Linked DNA regions of Homo sapiens: regions 2 and 3 are each linked to region 1. The links are chromatin loops, found by intact Hi-C in ENCODE. Cell type or tissue: B cell. All regions are shown on one strand.

Region 1 (8,000 bases):
CTGTCCATCATCAACGAAAGATGTAGGCCTTCTTGATTATTAAAAAGTCAAGAAACAACAGATGCTGCCGAGGCTGTGGAGAAATAGGAATGCTTTTACACTGTTGGTGGGAGTGTAAATTAGTTCAACCATTGTGGAAGACAGTGTGGCGATTCCTCAAGGATCTACAAACAGAAATACCATTTGACCCAGCAATCCCATTACTGGGTATATACCCAAAGGATTATAAATCATTCTACTATAAAGACACATGCCCACATATCTTTATTGCAGCACTATTCACAATAGCAAAGACTTGGAACCAACCCAAATGCCCATCAATGATAGACAGGATAAAGAAAATGTGGCACATATACACCATGGAATACTACACAGTCATAAAAAAGAATGAGTTCATGTCCTCTGCAGGGACATGGATGAAGCTGGAAGCCATCATTCTCAGCAAACTTACACAGGAACAGAAAACCAAACACCACATGTTCTCACTCATAAGTGGGAGTTGAACAATGAGAACACATGGACACAGAGAGGGGAACATCACACACCAGGACCTGTCGGGTGGTGGGGGGCAAGGGGAGGGAGATCATTAGGACAAATACCTAATGCATGTGGGGCTTAAAACCTAGATGATGGGTTGATGGGTGCAGCAAACCACCATGGCACATGTATACCTATGTAACAAACCTGCATGTTCTGCACATGTATCCCAGAACTTAAAGTAAAATTTAAAAATAAATTAAAAAAATAAACTTTATGTGTTAACTAGAAAGCAAAAAACAAAAAGATGGACGCCTTCTTAAAAGAGAAGAGAGTATTATCCTGCTCACTAATATAAACAATTATTATTCTTAATTTTAAAATGCCTCTTTGTGCTTAAATATCAAAGTGCTTTTATATATCAAATAGTAAATCAAATATGAAATCAAACATATATTTATATATCAAATATTAAATATCAAAGCACTATTAAATATCAATAGTGCTTAAGTATCAAAGAACTATAATGAAGTTTAAAATATGTTGACCTAAATGCAGATAGCTGCCTGTACAGCAGAGCTCCACTAAATACCCTACAGATGCAGCTAGTCTGAGAAACACTGATTGAGGTTTTCGTATTGCCACCCTTCTGTCCATGGTGGCTCCACAACATTCCCTCCCGCTCTATATGGAAGTGTGTGTTTTGGACATCGGTATATTCAACTCCTTTTTTCACAAGTCTGGTGAAAAAAACTTTAACCAGATAGAAAAACAATGAGATCGTCACTTATATAATCATATTGGCTCTTTCACTGATTTATGGGCAAGTTTTTGGGGTGCTCTTTAGAGTTGCCTTCTTGAAATTAGCCACAATGCACACTCTCTGCCTTCCCAGAAGGGCATTATAAAGGAAACAGGCCAGGAACAGTGGCAAGTGCCTGTAATCCCAGCTATGTGGGAGGTTGAGGCAGGAGGATCACTTGAGCTTGGAAGTTTGAGACGAGCCTGGGCCACAAAGTGAGACCCCATCTCAAAACAGAAAGAAAAGAATACAGGGTCTACCGAGGAAAGGAACTGGAGCATATGTATAAAAACCTGAGCATGAGGCCGGGCACGGTGGCTCACGCCTGTAATCCCAGCACTTTGGGAGGCCGAGGCAGGCGGATCACGAGGTCAGGAGATCGAGACCATCCTGGCTAACACGGTGAAACCGTGTCTCTACTAAATATACAAAAAATTAGCCGGTGGTGGCACGCGCCTGTAGTCCCAGCTACTTGGGAGGCTGAGGCAGGATGATGGCGTGAACCCTGGAGGCAGAGCTTGCAGTGAGCCGAGATCGCGCCACTGCACTCCAGCCTGGGTGACAGAGCAAGACTCTGTCTCAAAAACACAAAACAAAACAAAAAAAACCTGAGCATGAGTCGGGCGCAGTGGCTCACTCCTATAATCCCAGCACTTTGGGAGGCTGAAGCGGGTGGATCACCAGGTCAGGAGTTAGAGACCAGCCTAACCAACATGGTGAAACCCTGTCTCTACTAAAAATACAAAAATTAGCCAGGTGTGGTGGTGTGTGCCTGTAGTCCCAGCTACTTGGGAGGCTGAGGCAGGAGAATCACTTGAACCCGGGAGGTGGAAATTGCAGTGAGCTGAGATCATGCCACTGCATTCCAGCCTGGGTGATGGAGCGAGACTCTGTCTCAAAAAAACAAAATAAAACAAAACAGAAAAAACCTGAGCATGTTTGTATGCATGAATGCTTTCTGACAGGGCAAACCCAGATTACATATCAATATTTACATTAAAAAAGCAGAAGTATCCTCCAACCCAATGAGAATTTTAAACCTCTTCTTGCTGTCACTCTCATTTGCACTTGAAAAGAGCTGTCAGTCAAAGAACTTTTTTTTTTTCTTACTGGAGAGATGGTTCTCTTGGAAGACTACGTTTTTCTTTTTTAGGCTACAACATACTTCACGACTTAAAAGTGCTCATTTTCTTGAAATCACGTGGGCTTTATTTTTCAAGTCTTGAATTAGACAGATGTTACTCTGGATAAAAATATATCCATGGGGAAAGAATTATTTGCAACTCAGAAATGATAACCTAGTTCGTTTGGTGGCAAGCTAGGGCTGATAAAGTAATCTAATGTATAGGGGGTTTTTTGTTGGGTTTTTTTGGTTTTTTTTGAGACGGAGTCTCACTCTGTTGCTCAGGCTGGAGTGCAGTGGCACGATCTCGGTTCACTGCAACCTCTGCCTCCTGGGTTCAAGCGATTCTCCTGCCTCAGGCTCCCAAGTAGGTGGGACTACAGGCATGTGCCACCACGTTCAGCTAATTCTTGTAATTTTAGTAGAGACGGGGTTTCACCATGTTGGCCAGGCTGGTCACCAACTGCTGACCTCAAGCGATCCACCCGCCTTGGCCTCCCAAAGTGCTGGGATTACAGGTGTGAGCCACCACGCTCGGCTGGCCTAATGTATAGTTTTAAAAACCATAGTTGTTTTGGTTAAAGTAATGCAGAAAGGAGTCCTTTTCCTGACAGCTCAGCTGGTCTTCCAAGTGTGATTGTCAAAATGGTAGGGACTGACTAAAAAACAAACAAACAAACAAAAAGAAAAAAAAAAAACCAAAACTATTCTATGCCATAGTGAAACCTAATGCTGAATTTTTCTCCAAAAAAGAAGAAAGTGAGAACAAGCAAACCCCAGGGCTGCTGGGCCTGTCTGCAAAGGGTGAAAGCAGCAGAGGAGTCTAAATCGAACTGAATTGCAAGATTTCAGTTCTAAGCATGGCACATGTATACATATGTAACTAACCTGCACATTGTGCACATGTACCCTAAAACTTAAAGTATAATAATAATAAATTAAAAAATAAAAAAGTAAAAAAAAAAAAAAAAAGATTTCGGTTCTAAGAGAAGTTCCCCACGCAACTACCCCAACCCTTTCTAGAATGTTGTGTGTTCTCTGCACTGACTCCAGGGTTAACACATATCATGGCTCATTTGTAGACTTGCCATGTTCTTCCTTTTTCTTTGCTTTAACAACAACTGGCAGATACCCTTTCTTTTTATGGGTACTCTTGGCACTCTGGTTCTTAATTTGGTTTGGGGTGACTCTGTCGGTTTCCTTTGGCAGATGGCAGTCACAGGTGGCCTGGAGCCTGGGGCACACGCAGTCCCACCTGGTTCCCTTAAGGACTCCCTGGTTAGTGCTGAGGCCTAATAGCCTTGAACTCTCTGCCTGCATCCCATCTGCTGCGTGCTCTGAGCTCCCTGAGATGGGGCAGCCATGGTAGCTGCTGCTGTCAGCTGTCTTAGAGTTGGGAATTTACAAGGGCTGGTTGTCCCTGCCTCCCCATTACTCTCTTGCTCCTGTTGGTGTCCACATGGTGAAGCGATGCCCTTGCACGCCCACCCCCATTCCTGCTCTTCATTATGGCTGTTGACCAAATTCCCCTTCAGGCACTGGGTCCACATCCAGCCTCCCTTGTCCACACCCACAGCCCTAAGCCCAGGGAACAGCTTGTAACGCTCTCATTTCACTGTTCTTTGAAATAACAAGGTAACTTGGTACAGTGGAAAGACTGCGGTCTTTGAAGTTTGATGGTTTTGTGACCTTAGGCCATTCACCAGCGGTTCCCACTTTGCAAGGTTCCGGTGAGGACCTGGAATAAAGGCTATTCCTGGAACACGAATGGAGAACCCATTTCATAAGCAGTGCTTTCTGTTTGTTAACAGAGGCAGAAATGACATTGACGTAGCCCTCTTCTTTTACTTCTGCTGTGAGGCAGTGACTGTCAGAGCCGTCTTAACTTGATTGCTCCTAGTCCGGAAGGTTCTGTTCCTTTGGGCACAGCAGGGCTGTTTATGTGGAAGAAGGAGCCCTCTGGTGGGCATCAGGAAGAGTTGCAGTTAATTTGCAATTTGCTTGTCTCATTCAAGTGGTTTGCTCTGTTTTTTTAAGACGCACAATCACTGGTTGACCTGGATGCTGCGAGGTTACAAGAGATGAAATATGGAGGAGGCCTTCAGGGAGTTAAGCTATCCAACCCTTTCGTTTTGCTGGGGACCAAAAGATTGCCCGGGACCTCCTTCAGTGCTAAAATCCACCAAGTCTTGGACCAATCTAGACAAATTGGTCCCTTTAGGACTATCCCATTCACTTTGATGCTGGGCAGAAACCAGGCCTCTAAGGGTTGAAGCTCGGGGCTGACGGTTTAAATGGGAGCAAGGGGCTGGGCATGATGGCTCACGCCTGTAATCCCAGCACTTTGGGAGGCCGAGGCGGGTGGATCACCTGAGATCAGGAGTTCGAGACCAGCCTGGCGTAACCCCAACCCTACTAAAAATACAGAAATTATCAGGGTGTGGTGGCAGCTGCCTGTAATCCCAGCTCTCAGGAGGCTGAGGCAGGAGAATCACTTGAACCCGGGAGGTGGAGGTTGCAGTGAGCCGAGATCACACCACTGCCCTTCAGCCTGGGTGACAGAGCATGACTCCGTCTCAAAGTAAATAAATAAAATAAATAAATGGGAGCAAGGATTGAGCAAAGGCTGGAAAGAGAATCAATTTCCTGCAAGGATGGGATGTAAGGGGACCATCAGATTAGAGACATGTATGGGAGGGGAAATGGGGAGCACTGGGTTCTTCAACTGTGTCTAAACTCTGTGATCAAGCTTCCTCTCCATTCCTCTAGGAAGTGGCCTTCATCAAAAGAAAGCCCTATGCTTTCAAATTTATGAACTATTGGCTAATCCGTTTTTCTCTTTTGGCAAGATAATTTCAAGGAGGTTTCTCTCTCCACCAAGGATTTGACGGGTGCGCTGTTACATCCCTTGGGGATGAAAAGGGAAACCCAAGTTGTCCTTTTCTTCCCCTAGTGCTTTGCTGATTTAAAATTAATATTTCCTAACTAATCACTAGAAGAGACTAATGATGGCTTAGTCATCAGGTATGGAACAGGAAGTAAAGAAAAGCACCATGCCCTACAGAAATTGGAGGGAAGACTAAGAACAGGAGACTGCAGTCACCTGGGCTGGAAATTGGCCAGGACCACACAGCTAACTCTTACCACTTAGGTGCAGATGTTTTCATGAGCGGAACACAGCAGCCTTCCAACTTGCTTAGTATCACTTTCCAAATTACTCAAGTGCCACCTTTGTTGCTCCTTGGAAGTTGCCCTTGCAAAGACTTGCCCAGTTCAGTCCCTGCCCAGTGATTCAAAGCTGATCATTTTCCATGGTAAAAAGGTCCTACTATTTACTCCAAGACTTTTGACTCTCCTTTCTATGGTAATGCTGTGCAGAGGAAATTTCTCAGGTTATTATTATAGAACGGTGGTTTTTCAACTGGGGGTGATTTTACTCCCCCTAGCTGCTTCCAGGGATATGTGGCAATGTCTGGAGACATTTTGGTTTTCACAACTTGGTGAGTGCTACTGGCATCACTACCCATAATGGGTAGAGGCCAGGGAGGCTGCTCACCATCTTACATTGACAGGACAGCCCCACAACAAGGAAGTATCCAGCCCCAAATGTCAATCGTGCTGAGGTTGAGAAATCCCGCAGGAAGCCGTGGATCTTTTGATAGGGTTGTGCAATCATCACTACAGTCTAATTTACAATATTTTTATCCCCCTTAGAGAAACTTTTTACTCATTAGTAGTCAGTCCCTATTTCCATATTCTCATCTCCCCCCAGCGCCACCTCTTGGCCCTAAAAAACCACTAATCCACTTTCCATACATTAAAGGATGATACAGTTTCTTACTTCACAGAGTAGTATCATCCCTATTTACAGATAGGGCAACTGAGACCCAGAGAGGTGAATGTCTTACCGCTATTAAAGAGAGGACTCTATTACTCAATCCAAGGCAAGAACAGAGGTCACAACAAACTTTTTCCGTAAAGAGTCAGATAGCGAATATTTTAAGCTTTATGGGCCATATAGTCTCCATTGCAACTACTCATTTCTGCTATTGTAGAGTGAGTGCCGGCATAGACAATATGTAAACAAATTGGTGTGTCTGTGTTCAGATAAAACTTTATGGCCTGTAATCCCAGCACTTTGGGAGGCTGAGGCGGGCAGATCACAAGGTTAGGAGTTCGAGACCAGCCTGACCAAAGAGACCAGCCTGGCCAACATGGTGAAACCCTGTCCCTACTATAAATGCAAAAATTAGCCAGGCATGGTGGTGGGTGCCTGTAACCCCAGCTACTCAGGAGGCTGAGGCAGAATTGCTTGAACCCAGGAGGTGGAAGTTGCAGTGAGGTGAGATTGCACCATTGCACTCCAGCCTGGGCAACAGAGCGAGAATCCAACTCAAACAAAACAAAACAAAAAAACCCACTTTATTTACAAAAACAGTTGAAGGGCCAGATTTGGCCTGCAGGCTCTAGCTTGTCAATCCTGGAATTAAACCATTACAAAAGGCCTCACATTTACTTGGACAACCCCCACCCCTAATTCCTTCTTCTGCTTCCCTAGATCCATCCTCCCAGATGATCGTTACCCTAAAGTTTGTCTTTATCACTCTCTGACTTAAAAAAAAAAATCTGCTTACCTAAGCTGTGTGTTGTCAAAACAATGTGTTATCTTCTTTTACTGGGTTTGAGCTTTCAAAATGTCATCATATGGTGTGTGGTCTTTGGCTTTTAAAAATTCAGTCTTACGTTTCTAACATTTATGGCCATCGTGGATTCATTTTCATCACTGTGTGTAAAATACTTCATGGGGTGAGCATACTACAAGTCTTGTAAACACGCTCTCCTTGATGGACATGTAGGACAGTTTATTTGCCATTATAAACAATTATAAAACAATTCCTCTAGAAGCAGAATTGCTAGGTTAGAGGATTAAAAAGCTATTTATTTATTTATTTTGAGACGGGGTTGCCTAGGCTGGTCTCGAACTCCTGGGCTCAAGCAATCCTCCCACTGAGGCCTCCCAAAATGCTGGGATTACAGGCATGAGACACTGTGCCTGGTTTTTTTTTTTTTTCTTGTAAAAATGCCTGAGACATGTAAATTACACAGAGTCTGGAGTCAGCGTGACTTCCTGGCTAATTTCCACCATTTCTAGCTTTGTCATCTTGGGCAAATTGCTGTGCCTGTTGCTGAATCCTCTTTTCTTTGGGGGGGTGGGGTGCCTATGTGAAATGAAGATAATAATGGTATCCACCTCCTCATGTTGTTGTGAGGATTAAATGAAATAATCCCCGTAAATCTGTTATTAGCACACTGGTAGCACAGTTTAGGAGTTTAAGGAGTTTTTTCCTCACTTTGTATTTGTCACATGACTTCTCCCCACTAGGCTGCGAAGTTAGTAAGGGCAGTGTTAAAAGAAAAACTTCAGCTGAATTAATTTTAAATGAGTTTAATTGAACAATGCATGATTCCCCAATCAGGCAGCCCCCAGAATCACAGCAGATTTAGAGAAACTCCAGGGATGCCCCCTGGTCAGAACAAATTTATAGACAAAGAAAGGGAAGTGCCATACAGAAATCGGCAGTGAGGTACAGAAACAGC
Region 2 (8,000 bases), 83 kb before region 1:
CACTATCCAGCTTTCAGGTATAAAAACTTCTTGCCGCTATAAACTCTTCTCTCTTAATTTGCTGTGAACAGCGAGGTCAATAGGTTAGAACCTAAAATAAGGGTGAATCAGCACAGAATGAGGCTGTGACGTAGGAGGGAAGAGGGAAAGAAGAGACCCAGTGCTTATTTTGGGCTTACACAGGTGCTCCATAAATCCCCATTGATTAAATGAGTCACCAACTCAGTAGTTCCTCCGCAAGTAGCAGGGAAGTAAACGCCAGCCATGTTCTAAGGAGTGGTACTTACAGTTCCCAAGAGCCCACAGCTTCACAGAGCATGTTTCTATTATCTCACTTGCTCTTGACAACTTTGTGAGGTTAGGTGGCACAAGCATCATCGATATGATGATATTCATTTTTAAGGCTAGGGAAACTTCATCTCAGAAAGGTGACATGAGCTGTCCAAGATCGCACACCTGGTAAACGCCCAGGCATCCCGTCTTTTTCATTCCTTCCACTAAGCCCATTTGTAGAAAGCCACTGTTGTTTCTCCAGGTAAAAGAACTTCAGGTTAAGGCTCTTATGTAACTGAGAGAGCAGGGAAAACACTCTGCTATTATAATCTACACTCTGGAAGAGCATTTGCCAACAGTCATTGCTTACTGCTAACAAGCAAATTCAATTTCTCATTTCTCACCAAAACAAACAGGGGACAGAAATCAAGAAGATGAGAAATACTTCTAAATTTGACCGTTTCTATGCTATTTTATAATTATAATTTTTCTGTGGTTCACATTAAAATAGCCTGAAACACCTGACACTAAAAACCCTCCTTGCTCTCTACCTGAAAGATTAATCTATTCCATCTAAGGAACTTATTTTCCATTTTACAGAGGCTGCTCAGATATGTAAAAAGTGAAGCTCAATTACAAATCTGGGAATCCAAATTAAAGTCCAGTTTAAAATGCTGATGTATATCCATCTTTGGCCCATGGCAAAAATGCACGCTCCAAGGTCGCAGACAATATGAACTGTGTTCTCATAGCACTGCATTCTTTTCCTTCCTAACACATTTGTGTGAGTCATTGCCAATCAATGAATATTTATTGAGGGCCTACTACATGCCAACTGTCTAGGCACTGATCAGCTATTTACTGATTTAACGTTTGTCGGCGCCATAAGAAGAGTCGCCGCTGCTTTTTTGCTCATCACTGTGTGCTACAACCCAGCAGAGTGCCTAGTACACAGCAGGGGCTCAATAAACATTAGATGAATGAATGAATATGGGGAGGGGAGGGGAGGGGAGGAGAGAAGAAAGGTGATGAGGGGAGAGAGAAGGGGCCACTACTTTGTATATAAAGAAATCAGGGCTTTGCTCTACCCAAACACGCCTTATGATCCACCAGCGATCTGATGAATTCTGAAAGGCACCACATGCAATGCACAGCTGTAAGTATAGCAGCTGTCACGCAAAGGAGCTGAGGTCCAGAACTATGAAGAATTCAGCCCTTTGTTTTTCTCTCTGTCTCATAACGAAAATGAAGTCAAGCCCACTGTCAATCTACCTGTCGGCTCTATGTATTCAACATGCGGCTTTCAGCAATACTAAGTTAACACTGCCTCTGAATGACATTTATGTTGATTCACTCTCTGACATCACTGCCTGAAAAGATATTATTTAAATGTTTGAGGTCACACATAAGACCTAAACAGAACTGAGTTAATTAAAAAAAAAAAAAAAGACTCCATTTCAGGTCTTTGCAAGCTATAAATTGGTTTTAACTGAGTATTTAATTTAAAAGTAAAAAAGGTTTGACTCATTACTTAAACTCTCCAAAGTTTAAGTCTTAAAGAGCAAATAGGTCTCTTTAACCAGTAAGCTGTTAAAAACAGACTGTAAGTTCCAACAGAGAGCTCTGCATAAACATAAGTCTTTTAATTAATTAAAACCTAGGATTCTGGGTTATAGGCTGCCCAGAGTAGTACAAAATAATAGGATAATAAGAAATATGAACTATTTAATACGAAACACCAACAGTCTACGCAGGTATAAAAATGCAGCTATTAAGTTCATATATCACTAATAAAACAAAAAGTATATGTTCAAGTTTTTCCCCAAATCCAACCAAGAGAAAAATAAACAGATAAACAAAAAAGCAAAAGAGTAATGACATATGTTCTAAACATGCACACTAAAGTATGCCAAACAGAGAAAAGCGTTAAAGTAAGGTTGCTATTAAACTACAAATCTATTTAAGTACAGGAGTTAGTTATGATTAGTGGCACAGTAAAGAGGGTACTGTCCTCCCCATCTCCAGCCCCCTACAAATAACTTACCCGGAAGGCTGGTAACATTAGTTATAAACAAAATGAATACTAAATAAAGAAACAAGTTGAATTACATAAAAAGTTTTCACTACAAACAGTTAAGCACTAAGCCTAATAGCAATAAAATCCCAGAACTCAGTTAAAAGTTAAAAAAAAAAAAAACTGGGAATTTTCTAGACTCTGATCGTCTGATTCAGGATCAAAAGCATTTAATGCTCTGAAGCAGTGACTACATCACATTCAATAAATAGACAATGCATATTCAGTAATAGGCCTACTAACTGTTTCACGGGGGAATTAATTCTATTTCCATTTTGTGGTGACATACAAAGAATACATACTTGAAAAATCAGAACAGACTTCTTGCCTACATTCCTTAATGCCGATTTTAACATTTTCCCAAATCGAGTTTACGATATGATTTTATTTACAGTATGACTTCCACAACTCACTTTGCAATGTTCTGGATAAAGGATGGACTCGTTCGTTCAGATGACTAAAAAGAAATCTACTTAAGACCTAAGGAGAGCAAAAAAAAAACAAAAAAACAAAAAAACAAAAAACACAAACCTGTATTTGTATCAATAAGAAACTAACCATACTGTGCCTTGGCATATTTTCAAACTGGGATCTATGAACTATTCCCCAATTCACATTAAAATTCTTCATTAAAAAAAAAAGCCCCAACGTGTCAGTATGCCCACTGGAAATATGATACAGCCAACCAAACTATTTTCCTACCCAGAAATTATCCCCTCCCTTTTTAAGTGTGACTACACTTTACCTTTTGTTCGAAATCATCAGAAGTCGTAAAACTATGAGAATTGAGTCAAAACGACAAAACAACACGCTCTCTAACTTCCACATCCCCCTGGGCATCCTTTCGGAAGCCCACCGCACCCGCAGTCTCCCTGCCCTCCCCGCCGCCTCCTGTCTCTGTCTCTCACTGTCTCTGCCTCCCCCACTCCCACACCCCGACTCCGCGACCGACGCGGCCCGCGTCCTGCGCGGCGGGCCCGAGTCTGCGGAGCCGGGGCTGTCAAGCTAGCCGCGAGAAAGCTCGGGCGCCCGCCGTGCGCGCGGCTGCGGAGCGCGGCTTGGGGTGCCAGCGGGGGAACGTCCGGCCCCGGAACGCCGTCCGCGCACTTTCTGCCGCCCAGGAGCTAAGTCACAAGTTAAGAAACAGCCCGAGCGCGCGGCGGCCGTGATTCAGCAGCGGGGCCGGGTCGGCAGGGCGGGAGGGCAGCGATCGCAGGGCCCGAGCGGGACCGCAGGGCGGGAGCGGGGCCGGGGCAGGGCCGAGTCCGGAAAAGGTCACCGAGATGCCGCGGGCGCCGCCGCCCGAGCCCGCGACCCGCCTCGCGGTCGGGCCAGCAGCAGCGAGGGCGGCAGGGCGGCGTCCTGGGCGGGCGTGGCGCCGGGGCCGGGCGGGCGGGCCGGGGGGCTCCTACCTTTCCGGCTCTTGGGGGAGCTCCGCTTGCTCCGGGCGCTGGCTCGCTCTTCCTCAATCGCAGCTGCTATCTCAGGGTTGTCTTCCCCATTGTACCAGACCAGGAGCTCCTCGCCCGGCGCGATTGGCTGCGGGGAGAGAAGAGACAAGCGCCGGGCCAATCAGAGCGGCGGTTGTTGGCGGGGGCGGGGCGCGCACCGGGACGCGGGCGGGAGCGGCGCCGATGGCAAACAGCTGTCGGCGGCGCCGCGCGCACCCGGCCGGCAGGAAGGGCTCCCGGCCCCGTGCGGGCCGCGCCGGCGCCCGGAACCCTCTGCTGGAGGGAGGACCGCACCCGCGGCGTGGGGCGAGGGGCGCGGAAGGCCCGGTGACGGGTAGCGGAGCCCGGGTGCTGTCCCAGTTTCCTGTTTAAAGCCTCACGACGGCCCACGCACGAGAAAAAATAAAACATGGGCCCATTTTGCTCACGAAATCTAAGTCGAGGAGAAATGTAAAGCATAACTGAAAAGCGTGCGGTGTGGAAAGCGGAGTGCTGAAAGACAACGACTAGCGCGCGTTCCAGACCAAGAGCAACTTCAACAGGACAACGAGGAGGAACCACGCGCAAGCACTTACAAATGCGCCGCGGTTTCTATCCCAGAGCCGCCAACGGGAGGCCGCCCGGGGCCACCAACCTGCTCTGGTCCAGGGAGGTCCGTGCCTCGCCCTTCGGACCGGACATCAAACTTCCACATTTTAACTTTTAAATACAGCAGGAAGTATCTCCCATGTATTATGCTCCTAAACCATCACATTCTTAAGCCACGTATGACTGGAAGTAGTGAGGGCCACCATCAAATTGATTCCACCCAGAACAAGATCCCGAAGAAAAGATCCACTGAGTGCAAAGTTCACACCCCTAGAATTTGGGGAAACAGCCTATTGGTTTCTCTCACAACAAATGATCTGTTAAAAAAGTTACAAGGGTATCAATACAAGTAAAATTCTATCTAAAACCCACTGAATAAAATGAGAATCCGTGAGTCCAGCCTCATGTGAATGAATGAAGAAAGGAAGGAATGAACAAGTAAATAAAAAGGAAAGCTCTTCCTTAAAGGAGATCCCAACTAATCAGTAAAAAAGAAATGTTGGAATTAGAAAAGCGCCATTTGGCAATCATCACAGTAATGATTAATTCAGGCAAGAATCATAAATGGATGCTAAAAGTAGGTAAAAGTTTGAGGAGTAACAAAACACATAGCCTCAGAATATCTCCCCATAAAATATTTATTAATTACAAAAGAAAAAAAACAACACTTTTGTAATAAGACATACCAACATCATATGTCTCCTGATACGATGCACAGAAAACAGAGCATCACTTCTGGTAGATTTCTGCCCAAAATGCATACGTCGAATCTAATCATGATGAAACCATAAGAGAAGCTCAAACTCTGGGACATTCTACAAAATAACCAACCAGTTCTCAAAACTGAAAGGTTATAAAAGACAAAGACTAAGGTACCAGCCAAACACATAAGACATAACAACTGAATGTGGAAACGTTTTCTTTTCCTACAAAGACATGATTGGAACAATTGACAGAACCTGAGTAAGGTGTACATATTAGCTAGTAAAATAATGTGTTGCTGTTAGCTTCCTGATTTGGATCATTGCACAATGGTTATCCAAGAGAGTGATCCTTTTTGTTTTTTGTTTCTTTTTTTTTTTTTTTTTTTTGCGGGGAGGGAGATTCCACCTACGGTTTAGAAACAAAATAGTTCCTCACTTCAACATACCTTCTAGTCTAGATAAAGCCCCCAAAAGTGAATATTACTTCGTTTAATTCTCTGCAGAACTCTCACTGTCTACACAGTCCAAATTTAAAAATATTCTAAATTCTTTAAATTAAAACAAGGCAGCTGTTTCCTTGGCTCTCACCCACCCCTAAGAAGGCTAAAATCTGCCTTTTTCTTATTTTTGAACCAATACATGATTTCCCTTCTTGAACCAGTTAAATCTAACCAAAAAACTTACTTTAATATATATTAATAAATTAAAACAGCCATCAAGAACGCCTTTTGGCATTCTGATGAACTAATCTGTTGAAAGAACAGGCTTATGTTAAAGTAAACTGTTTCTAGATTGTGTAAATTCCAAATGTATACTTTCTCTATTTTTTTGTTATAAGTCACATATTGAAGTGGTATCAACTAATATTTGAAATGACTAGAGTTCTCAGAAATATGAAAAGTCTTCAAACCAATGCAAAAAAGAGCATGGGAAGGAGTGAAGACAAATGTATTCCCCATATATTCCCCCACTGAAATGGTATAACCAGAGAACTGGCTAGAAGATACCACCGGACATTTTCAAGATACCTCTAAGAATAAGAGCTTAAGTTTCCCTGTTCACTCCACTGCAGTTGTCAGTGAAGTGCTAACTGAACTAGCAACTTGGTGAAGTTAAATATCCACACAAACTCTACTTGGGAGGGCACTCATGTCCTAAGATATTCTTGTTGCTGCAAAACACACAAAGTAAAAACACACCAGAATCTGTATCACAAATCAAATATAAAATTTCTAGCACTGGTGAAGTGTTAGATCAAGAGGAACACATTCGTTAGCTGCTAAACAGCCTTCAAAATTATTAGCGGGCATAGTGGCTCATGGCTGCAATCCCAGAACTTTGGGAGGCCAAGGCAGGCGAATCGCTTGAGCGCAGGAGTTTGAGACCAGCCTGGGCAACATGGCGAAACTCTGTCTCTACTGAAAATACAAAAATTAGCAAGGCATGGTGGTGTGTGCCTGTAGTCACAGCTATTCAGGAGGCTCAAGTAGGAGAATCACTGGAGCTTGGGAGGTGGAGGCTGCAGTGAGCCAAGATTGTGTCACTGCACTCCAGCCCACAAGACAGAGTGAGACCCTATCTTAAAAAATAAATAAATAAATAAATAAATAAATAAATAAATAAATAAAAACAAGTAGTAGAAAACAAAACAAAAATTATTAGCAACTTGAAATGGTTATATTACGGAGCGATATATGCTTCGCAACTTTATATTAAAACAGCTACACCAATAGACCCTATGAAGAGGAAAAATAATAGTATTTTTTTTAAACCAAGGCTTGTTTTCTTCCATATTATAATATATTGGTTTTTTTCTTCTGTACTGGTTAGCATTTTTAAGTCAAGTTCAGAAGAAAAGAAAAACTACTCCCTTCAACAAAGGAAATATAAATCCACATTAAAAAAATAAAGTCAAAAGACCAAACAACCTCTTTTTAAATATATTTTAATATTAAAAAAATTAACAACAACAAAGATTTTAAACTCTTCCCACTTTCTCTTTGGGTTCAAACAGGTATAAAACCAAGAATCTGCTCCATATTCTCTCCTTTAAACATCAGCATATATAAAATAAAACTTGAAATTTTACCAAACAAATCAGGAAGAAGCAAGAGTTCTAATATTCCTTATACTGGGTAAGGAATATTAGAAAAATGTGTCAGAAATATTAGAAAATTAGAGAAGTATTCCAGAATCACTCAAACACACACAGTACATCCACTCATACCCACCTACGATCCAGTCCCCAGCACGGTCTTTTAAAAAATCATAGGTCAGATCTCGGCCTCAACTCGCCAGTGGGTGAACAGCACTTAAGCCTAAAACTCATCCATCCCTGCAGACCTCAACAGCCTCATCTCCTAAGATTCCTCTCCTCCTCCCTACAGCCACATGGGCTTTTGTTCTATTCCTTTAAAATAAAAAACAAACAAAAGGCTGGGCACGGTGGCTCACGCCTGTAAATCCCAGCATTTTGGGAGGCCGAGGTGGGCAGATCACGAGGTCAGGAGTTCGAGACCACCTGACCAATATGGTGAAACCCCGTCTCTACTAAAAATACAAAATTTAGCTGGGCATGGTGGCATGCGCCCATAGTCCCAGCTACTCAAGAGGCTGGGGCAGAAGAATCGCTTGAACCTGGGAGGCGGAGGTTGCAATGAGCCAAGATCACGCCATTGCACTCCAGCCTGGGCGACAGAGCACAACTCTGTCTCAAAAAAAAAAAAAAAAACCATTAGCTTATTCCTACTCCAAGGTCTTTGCTCCTACCACTCCTCTTCCTGGACTGTTCTTCCAGCAGACCTTTTGCATGGCCAGCTCCTTCCTATCCAAGGAGTGGGGTTCGAACGTCTGTCCTCAGGAAGGCCTTCCCTGACTCACTGGAGACAAAGCAGCCCTCTCCTACCTAGC
Region 3 (8,000 bases), 59 kb before region 1:
AGCAGGGAATTAGAGCTTAGAGACATTGCTTAAAGGGCTCAAAGCCTGGATCTGAATATCTGTCTGATTCGAGTGCCTATAGTCAGTCCTAATCATCAAGGAGTTTTCACTTAAGATTCTGCTGGAATATCATCTAAGAACCTCTGACCTAAAACTTCCAGATTTCCATGGAAATGTCAGCAGGAGATGGTGCTTAAGGCAGGAATGGTCACTCCCACAAGAAATGTGTAACTTGAGTACAAGTTAGAGATCACATGTATTAAAATTTCTGAAGCGCCCGAGAACATGAAGGACCTCAGCAGAGAAGCCATGGGAAAAAGAAATACCAAAAAATCCTATGTATTTGTTTATCTGTTTTAAGTCAACCCATTATTTTTTGTCTTTTTTTTCTTTTAAATTACTCCTTTATTCCACATCTTGTCCCACTAGACCCATTGGTTTTTCCTTTTGGACTCATACACCCAGCAGAGGAAAGCTTTTTCTGTTATTGTCGTATCCTTCACATTACAAAAAGACCAAACTACAACAGAGCACCTCAGTTCACAGCAGCACAACCCAGACGCTGGGCAGCCCCAGGGCCCTCCCTCCCTTCTTCCCCACAGCCCCGCTGGACTCTCCATGGCCGTGGCTATGGCTGCAAACTGCCTAGAACATTTCTAGAAAATCAATGATTTGAGAAGTAGAAGGTAGATTCATGGGCTGGACTTCTGAAATAGAACCACCCTCTTTTCTTCCTTGGTTCTCCTTCACAGCTCTTACCACAATTTTAAATGCTTATTTGTATAGCTGTGTGTTTACTGTGTGCCTCCTCTGTGAGACTGCAGTGAAGACAGATGGTGTCTATCTTATTCAGTGTTGTGTTCCCCCAGCTTAGCAGTAGATTTCAAATGTTTGTTGTCACTTAAATACTTGAATGAGTACATGGCTCTTTGTAAGCTAACTTAAAGCTTTTTTTAAAAAGGAGGGATAGAAATAAATGAAAGAGCTGGGTCATCTATCAGGAAGTATCTCCTCCACATGTGCCTGAATTTCTTGAAATTGAGGTAGGTATTCTTCTGGATCAATATAAGAATCCTTTTTTAGAAAATGTGGTATGCCATTAATTCCAAGCAACCAATGTACAAGTGAACCTTAGGAACAAAGGAATGTTTTCAAAAAATTCTCTCCCCCACATACTCATAAACTGGGATCTCTTCTTGGTACATATCCTGACAGGATAAGATGTAATATCATATCTAAACAGGTTCATCTTGATTCTTATACTAAAGAATCACAATTTGATCCTGGCACTATTTCCCAGATTGATCTTGTCTAAAATAAGTTGCACCATCTACTCTATTTATTTATTTCTATATTTCCAAATCCCTGCTACAGGCCAGGCAATGTTCTAGGCAGCACGCTTGCCTCAACACGGCATCACTCTGGTAAGAAATAGAGACAAAATTAAACACATACATACAATGGCTGATGCCCTGTAGAAAACTCAAGCACAAAAAAGGGGACACATGCCTTCCGATCAGTGGCGAATGAAAAAAAAGAGGGGAACGCGAGGCGTGGTGGCTCACGCCTGTAATCCCAGCACTTTGGAAGGTCAAGGCGGGCAGATTACCTGAGGTCAGGAGTTCGAGACCAGCCTGGCCAAGATGGTGAAACCCCGTCTCTACTTAAAATACAAAAATTAGCTGGGCGTGGTGGCTCATGCCTGTAATCCCAGCTACTCAGGAGGCTGAAGCAAGAGAATTGCTTGAGCCCGGAAGGTGGAGGTTGCAATGAGCCGAGATCGTGCCACTGCACTCCAGCCTGGCTGACAGACCGTCTCAAAAAAAAAAGGAACACAGTCATGGAGTAGGGATGGAGATGCCTGTTCAGACAGAATGCTGAGGCCTCTCTAGAAGTAGAAAGGGAATCTGTGACAATATTGGGGAAACATGTCAGGAAAAGAAAACAGCCAGGACCAAATCTCAAATTAAGAGGAAACGCAGTATCCAGGCAAAAAGACCCATGTGTCCAGAGCAGAGAAGGTAGGAGAAGCAGCTAGAACTGAGGCAGGAGGGGCAGGCAGGGGTAAGGTCTCTGAGAAACACTCATCGCCATTCGCTTGTCTACCCAGAATAAGCAGAATAGAAGTCATCAAGCAGAGAGCAGAGAGCAGATCGCAAGCTCCGCAAGGCACCCCAGCTGCTGGCGTCTCCCAGTACGCCCTGTCCTTGCTGCCCCTGAATAGAAGTATGTTCCTGTCTCATGGGTTTTTAACACTGATCACTGTGATATGAAAGAAGCTAAAGAACTTCTCTGCTTCCCTATTAGCTGACCTCAATGAGGACTCATTATTTGACTGCTTAATGAAGTACAGTCTTTAAACATGTATCAATGAACAGATCTGGAACAGTATGTATTAAATTTAACATGTTAAATTTAAGTCAATTTAATGTCATTTAGTTATTAACTATTAATTGATCTCATTAATTCGATGTTTCCAACTTCCTACCTCAAACTCAAAGAAAGTCACTACCCGCTTCTCTTCCCCCAATTAATCGCCAAAGCGTCTCTCCTTCATTCAGCCCATCCGTCAGTCATTAACACATACTCCCTGAGTGTCTGCTCAGAGCTAGCACCATGCTAGGACCCCCTCCTCATGAAGCCCACTGGCTAGAGGAAGAACTTCTCTGTTCCTGCTCCCTGAGACAAGAAACCTTGGACAGATTTTGATTCACGAGTTTTGACCTTGCTGGGGAGCCTCTGAAGGGCCCTTCTACTGCTTTCCTGATACATTTTCTCTGACCCAGGATGACCTTTCCATGCTGGACGGGGTGAGGAGCTTAGGGAATATAACATTTATTCCATCCTCTGAGCCAAGATCTGTGCTAAGCACTTTACATGCATTACCTCATTTAATCATCACAACAGTAACAATCACAACTAACACAGATGGAGCGTTCAAGATGTGTCAGATACAACTGTGAGCACTTATCACCTCATTTAATCTGCACACTACCAATTGCTATAGGCACTTCTATGATCTCCACGTTACAGATGAAACTAAACTTTGCCCATAGTCCCAGCCAGCAGGTGGCAGAGCTAGGTAATTTCAATCCAGACAATCTCGCTTCAGGGTCTGGATTCTCAAATACTATGCCACAGAGCAGCCCTGCTGAGTAACTTTCCCAAGCTACATAGTTTTGAAGTAGTGGAGCCAAGATAAAATCCAGACAGATTCCAGAGTCTACATTCTAACCACCAACCCAGTGGGGTCTCATACCTCACAGTCCGTGGACACCTGAGAATTCCCTTTCTGGGGCCCACAAGGTCAGAGCTATTGCTATAACAACACTAAGATGTTGTCTGCCTTTTTCACTCTCAGATGTGTAGAGTGGAGTTTTCTGGAGGCTATCATGTGTGAAAATGTCATCATTCTGGTGGCTTATGAAATGTGTGATTGTTTAATCTTATGTTTTAAATTTTTCTGATTTATGAATAAGGCCTGTAGTCTAACTAGCATTATTATACCAAATCAATTTCCTAGCTTTCATATTGTACTAAAGCTTTGTAAGATGTTACTGCTAGAAAAGGCTGGGTAAAGAGTACACAGGACTTGGGCCGGGCGCAGTGGCTCATGCCTGTAATCCCAGCACTTTGGGAGGCCGAGGCAGGCAGATCACTTGAGGTCAGGAGTTCAAGACCAACCTGGCCAACATGGTAAAAACCTATCTCTACTAAAAAAACAAAAACTAGCTGGGCGTGGTGGCGCACACCTGTAATCCCAGCTACTCAGGAGGCTAAGGCAGGTGAATCACTTGAACCCGGGAGGCGGAAGTTGCAGTGAGCCGAGGTTATGCCACTGCACTCCAGCCCGGGGGATAGAGCAAGACTCCTTCTCAAAAATAAATAGAGTACATAGGACTCTCTACACTATTCTTATAACTTCATGTGGATCTATAACTATTTCAAAATACTTTGTTATAATTTCCAATATGGTAAACATCCATAGATACAACAAACATCATCAAAAAGCTCAAGCTGCTACTGCACTAAGACCGCCTCCAGTCTTCCATCGTACCTCCCCTCTCAGGGCTAAGAAGACAGGACCGACTCCTAGAGACCAAACCTACAAGAGTGGAGGGAGGCAGGGGGGCTTAATCCAAACATTCATGTCCTACGTTCTCCCCTTCCTGGGCACCTCCCCCACTTCCTGAGTACAACTGTTAACATTAAAAACTACAAGCGTTACAACTATAAGCTTTCTCCCCTCTTCCTCCTCCTTCCTTTTTCTCCCTTTATGCCCTGCAATATCTTTTTCTTCCATACTTTGTTTTATACATTTTCCCTTAAAAATAAGCCATGAACTTTGGGAGGTTGAGATGGGTGGATCACGAGGTCAGGAGATCGAGACCATCCTGGCCAACATGGTGAAACCCCGTCTCTACTAAAAATACAAAAATTAGCTGAGTATGGTGGTGCCTGCCTGTAGTCTCAGCTACTCGGGAGGCTGAGGCAGGAGAATCGCTTGAACCTGAGAGGCGGAGGTTGCAGTGAGCCGAGATCGTGCCACTGCACTCCAGCCTGGGGACAGAGTGAGCCTGTCTCAAAAAAAAAAAAAAAAAAGCCATGAAAAGGAATTTCTATAACTTTCTACATCAATGTACATGTGAAAAGAGTGTGAGCAGTGTCAAGTATGCAAAGTTAGGGACAAAACATGGCTGTGACATTTGCTTTCCCCAAACAGGCACAAGAGTCTTTATCATTTGAAGGGTTTCACTGCTAATCTCTAAAGGAGAAAAAGCAAAATATACCAGAATAAACTGAGATAAGTTGCAATGGCTTCAGAGTATTAATAAACACAACAACTTACTGTCAATGCCCGTTTAGGCTCCTGCAGGGAATGGAGAAAAAAGCAGAAGAAAAGTTCCCAATACTTTAAACCCCAGGGTGGTGAAGCTGAGACCCCAGCAAGGTGAGGTTACCAAAAGGGGCCAATTTGCATTTGTATTCCAGGCCTGGGCTCTACCCAGAGAACACTTTAGCCTCCTAGAAGCTAGTCCCCACTATCCTAACCTAGTAGGATTTCCCCTATGGCTCTGTTACAACACTCTCCACAACTTGCAACAGTGTGCCCTGTGTATTGTGAAAGCCCTTCCTGGTTGGCTTGGTTAATCACCTCTCCAGAGAGGCAAGTTTAGGGCTGTAGACAGGCAGGCTGTGCTTACTCGCCTCGATACAGCCTGGCACAGAGTGCCCAGCTCAGAGCAGTGGTCACTGCGAACGGGCAAACAAATGCCTGGCAATCAACTGCCCAGAGGTCTGGGCACAGAGAGATGGCTGTAAGAGCAGTACAGCCCCAGCTGGCCATGGAGTCCATGGAAGTGGATGAGAATCCTCGATGGAAAGCAGAGGAGAGAACAGCCGAAAACAAAGCCCTCAGAATGCCCTTATCAAAGAATGAAACGGAAGAAGAAGCACAGCAAATGAGTCCCAGTCCTAGAAGTCATCGCAGAGCCAAAGAGGCACCAAGCACATGGCATCACCAAAGCTGGGGAAGACTCCAGGAAGTGAGGGTGGTCAACAGAGCCAAACCCTGCTGCTGATCCTTCAAAATCTGTCACGTCCAATTCCTTTCTCCAGTTCCCATTGCCACTGACATCTTCCAACCTGAAGTTATTCAGGAATCTCCAATCATCCTGCACATATTAGCAGCAAGTGTCCATGTGCTGGAGCAGCGCTACCTGGGGAACGCAGCAACCAAGAGAAGGGGCAGGTCCTGCCCACCTGCACCCCAAGCTAATGTGGCAGACTAGGGGTGTTCAACGTCTCAGTGACCTAAAGAGTGATGTAGGAGAGATAAGGAGGGGACAGTGCAGTGCTTTAGTTAGGATGGCAGGGGGAGGCCTCTCAGAGAAGATGTCACACAGGGACTTGGACTTGAGAGATGAAAATGAGTCATGTATTAAGAACTGAGCAGTCCAGGCAAACATGCCAAGGAGAGAAGGGGCCTGGGCTGTTCAGGAATAAAAAGAGGCCACCGCGGCTGCACCAGAATAGAGACGGGAAGAAAGCAGAGGCAGCCACCACTGGAACATGCAAAACCAAGGCAGGGCAAAGAGCTGGACTCAATTCAGAGAGCGGTGGGATGACACAAGAGGGTTTGGGCAGGAGAGTGACGAGATGGGGTGAGGCTTTCTGGCATCTAGGCTACTCTACATTCAACTTCTCTGAACCTTTTGTCTTCTTGAATAAGCAGTCTACAAAGTATCTGATTCAAAACGCTTTTTAAACTTTCTAAATAAAATCTAGTCATTGGTCTGCTGGCTTTAGAGACTGTCAACGTTCAAGAGAAGCAAAGAAAATAAGTCACCTGAGGGCTCATCCCCTCCTCTTGTCCAGAAGATTCTAATACAGAATGGGAATGGGTGAGGGTGGGGACAGGGGATTGGTAAGCAGGAGAAGGAGCTTTCTACTGCCTCCCACTGAGGCTGTTACTGGTGAGACTGAGTTTTAACTTCTCAAACTATCTTCATCCAAAGCAACAAACTGTGGGCTACAGCCTTTCATCTCAGATGGGGTTTGTTCGGTCTACCCATGGATTTAAAAAAAAAAATTCTATTGGAAGAAATCACAGAAAAATCCCCATTTTACTCTTACAGGTCATCCCTGGCCCCTACAGGCATCTGGGTTCCTGGCACACCCTCTGGCCCCTCCTACCCTCACCACATTAGGTCCCCTTGCTACTCTGGGCCTTTCTCAATTTAGACTTTCACCTGGCCCTCAATTCTTCTGACGATCAATATCCTCCACATCCTTCCAGGTCAAGTTCAAATCCCAGCTCCTCCACGAAAACATTCCCAACAACTCGCAACGACCGCTGGCTTTTCTGATTTCCCAGATGGTGAGCTGCATGTTCTGTAAGGCCTATGGAGAATGGTCCCATAGGGAGGAAAACGTTGGCGAGGAAATCAATCAGGAGCTTTCTGTAATAGCCCAGAGAAGGGATGTTTGGGTCTGAATTCAAGCAGTAATAGTAATTAAACTATTTTACAGGACAGAATCAGGACATGGTTACCGGCTGAAAAATAACAGTAATAAATAATAATTTACGGTGTTTCCTATGTCAGGCACTAGCCTAAGGGCTTTACATCTATAAACTCATTTACTATTGACTGCAACCACACGGGGTAGGCACCATTACTGTCCCCATTTAACAGATAAGAAAGTGAACACAAATAAGCCGAGGACTTGCCCAAGGTCACACAGCTGGAATGACATTGCCAGAACTGACCAAGGAGAGTGAGTTAGAGGGCATCAAAGGAGAGGCAGAGAAAAACAGTCCCACAGCTTTTTTCTCTGCCGAAGTGTTACTATCCTAACATAAGAGGAAAGGCTTCTTGCCACAAGCTCATTCCACTGACTTAAGGAAATGCTATTCAGGTTGTTAATTTTTTTTTGAATTTCACAAATAATATTTTCATTCAGAAAGACAAGGTCCCAGATTTTCTAAAATTTGCTAATTTATCTAGTAGAATACATGATTCAAAATGAGATTTCAAGGGCTACCACTATTCATTCAACATGCTAATTTCCTAAACTACACATTTATTAGTTGAGGTTTAAGTCAAAACAGATAGCAACCACCTTACTTAGAAGTCTTTTTTTAAAGTGAAAAAATCAGATTCATATTTATAATTATCTATAAAAAATATACTTCTATATTAATAATATGATAAAACAGTGAAAGTGGTTTCAACTTTTTATATCATATATATTTTTAGAATTAGAAAAAAGGGGGAGAGATAACTAAGATGAAAGATAGAAAGCCATCCCAGGGTTTCGCTAACTCTTTGGAATTAAGATTATGAATAGACATATCTACATGGTCAGATGGTCTCCCATAAAACAGCTCCCGTAAAGAAATGAACTACTGATACATGCAACAATATGGCTGAATCTCAGAAACAGTATAAAGACCAAAATGAGACAAACAGCAAAGGGCAAGGACTATATGTATTCCA

Evidence for each region. Hi-C counts contacts between places; a loop is a spot of excess contacts. Peaks named below come from ENCODE experiments on the same cell type or tissue, not always from the same donor. Only the 100,000 strongest peaks of a DNase experiment are listed, where the experiment ranks them.
Region 2: a loop joins it to region 1, with 8 times the contacts of the local background. A loop is called at or near these places in 5 of 110 quality-filtered maps.
Region 3: it touches region 1 in a loop (10-fold over the local background); 29 of 110 quality-filtered maps call a loop at or near these places.

The regions. Positions count from the first base shown.
Region 1 is chr1:13,662,214-13,670,213 of GRCh38, reverse strand. LOC105378612 (a long non-coding RNA gene) reads right to left here and starts at 20. Exons shown (of 3, transcript XR_946968.2): 1 at 1-20. In B cell, CTCF peaks have their summits at 4,154 and 4,357 (motif pointing left); DNase peaks (open chromatin) are centred at 2,303 and 4,313; H3K4me3 peaks cover 1,463 bases; H3K27ac peaks cover 3,322 bases.
Region 2 is chr1:13,745,247-13,753,246 of GRCh38, reverse strand. It overlaps PRDM2 (PR/SET domain 2), which reads right to left. Exons shown (of 10, transcript NM_001393986.1): 6 at 3,760-3,886. Among named protein-coding and RNA genes, the nearest start is that of PRDM2, 49 kb to the right of the region's middle. RefSeq lists an enhancer at 3,129-3,178 and silencers at 3,429-3,738, 3,689-3,907, 3,809-4,198. In B cell, a CTCF peak has its summit at 4,074 (motif pointing left); a DNase peak (open chromatin) is centred at 3,926; H3K4me3 peaks cover 2,808 bases; H3K27ac peaks cover 3,263 bases.
Region 3 is chr1:13,721,100-13,729,099 of GRCh38, reverse strand. The region is part of intron 2 of PRDM2 (PR/SET domain 2); the gene reads right to left. Among named protein-coding and RNA genes, the nearest start is that of PRDM2, 25 kb to the right of the region's middle. In B cell, CTCF peaks have their summits at 2,854 and 3,053 (motif pointing right); DNase peaks (open chromatin) are centred at 769, 2,196, 2,566 and 3,079; H3K4me3 peaks cover 1,112 bases; H3K27ac peaks cover 7,574 bases.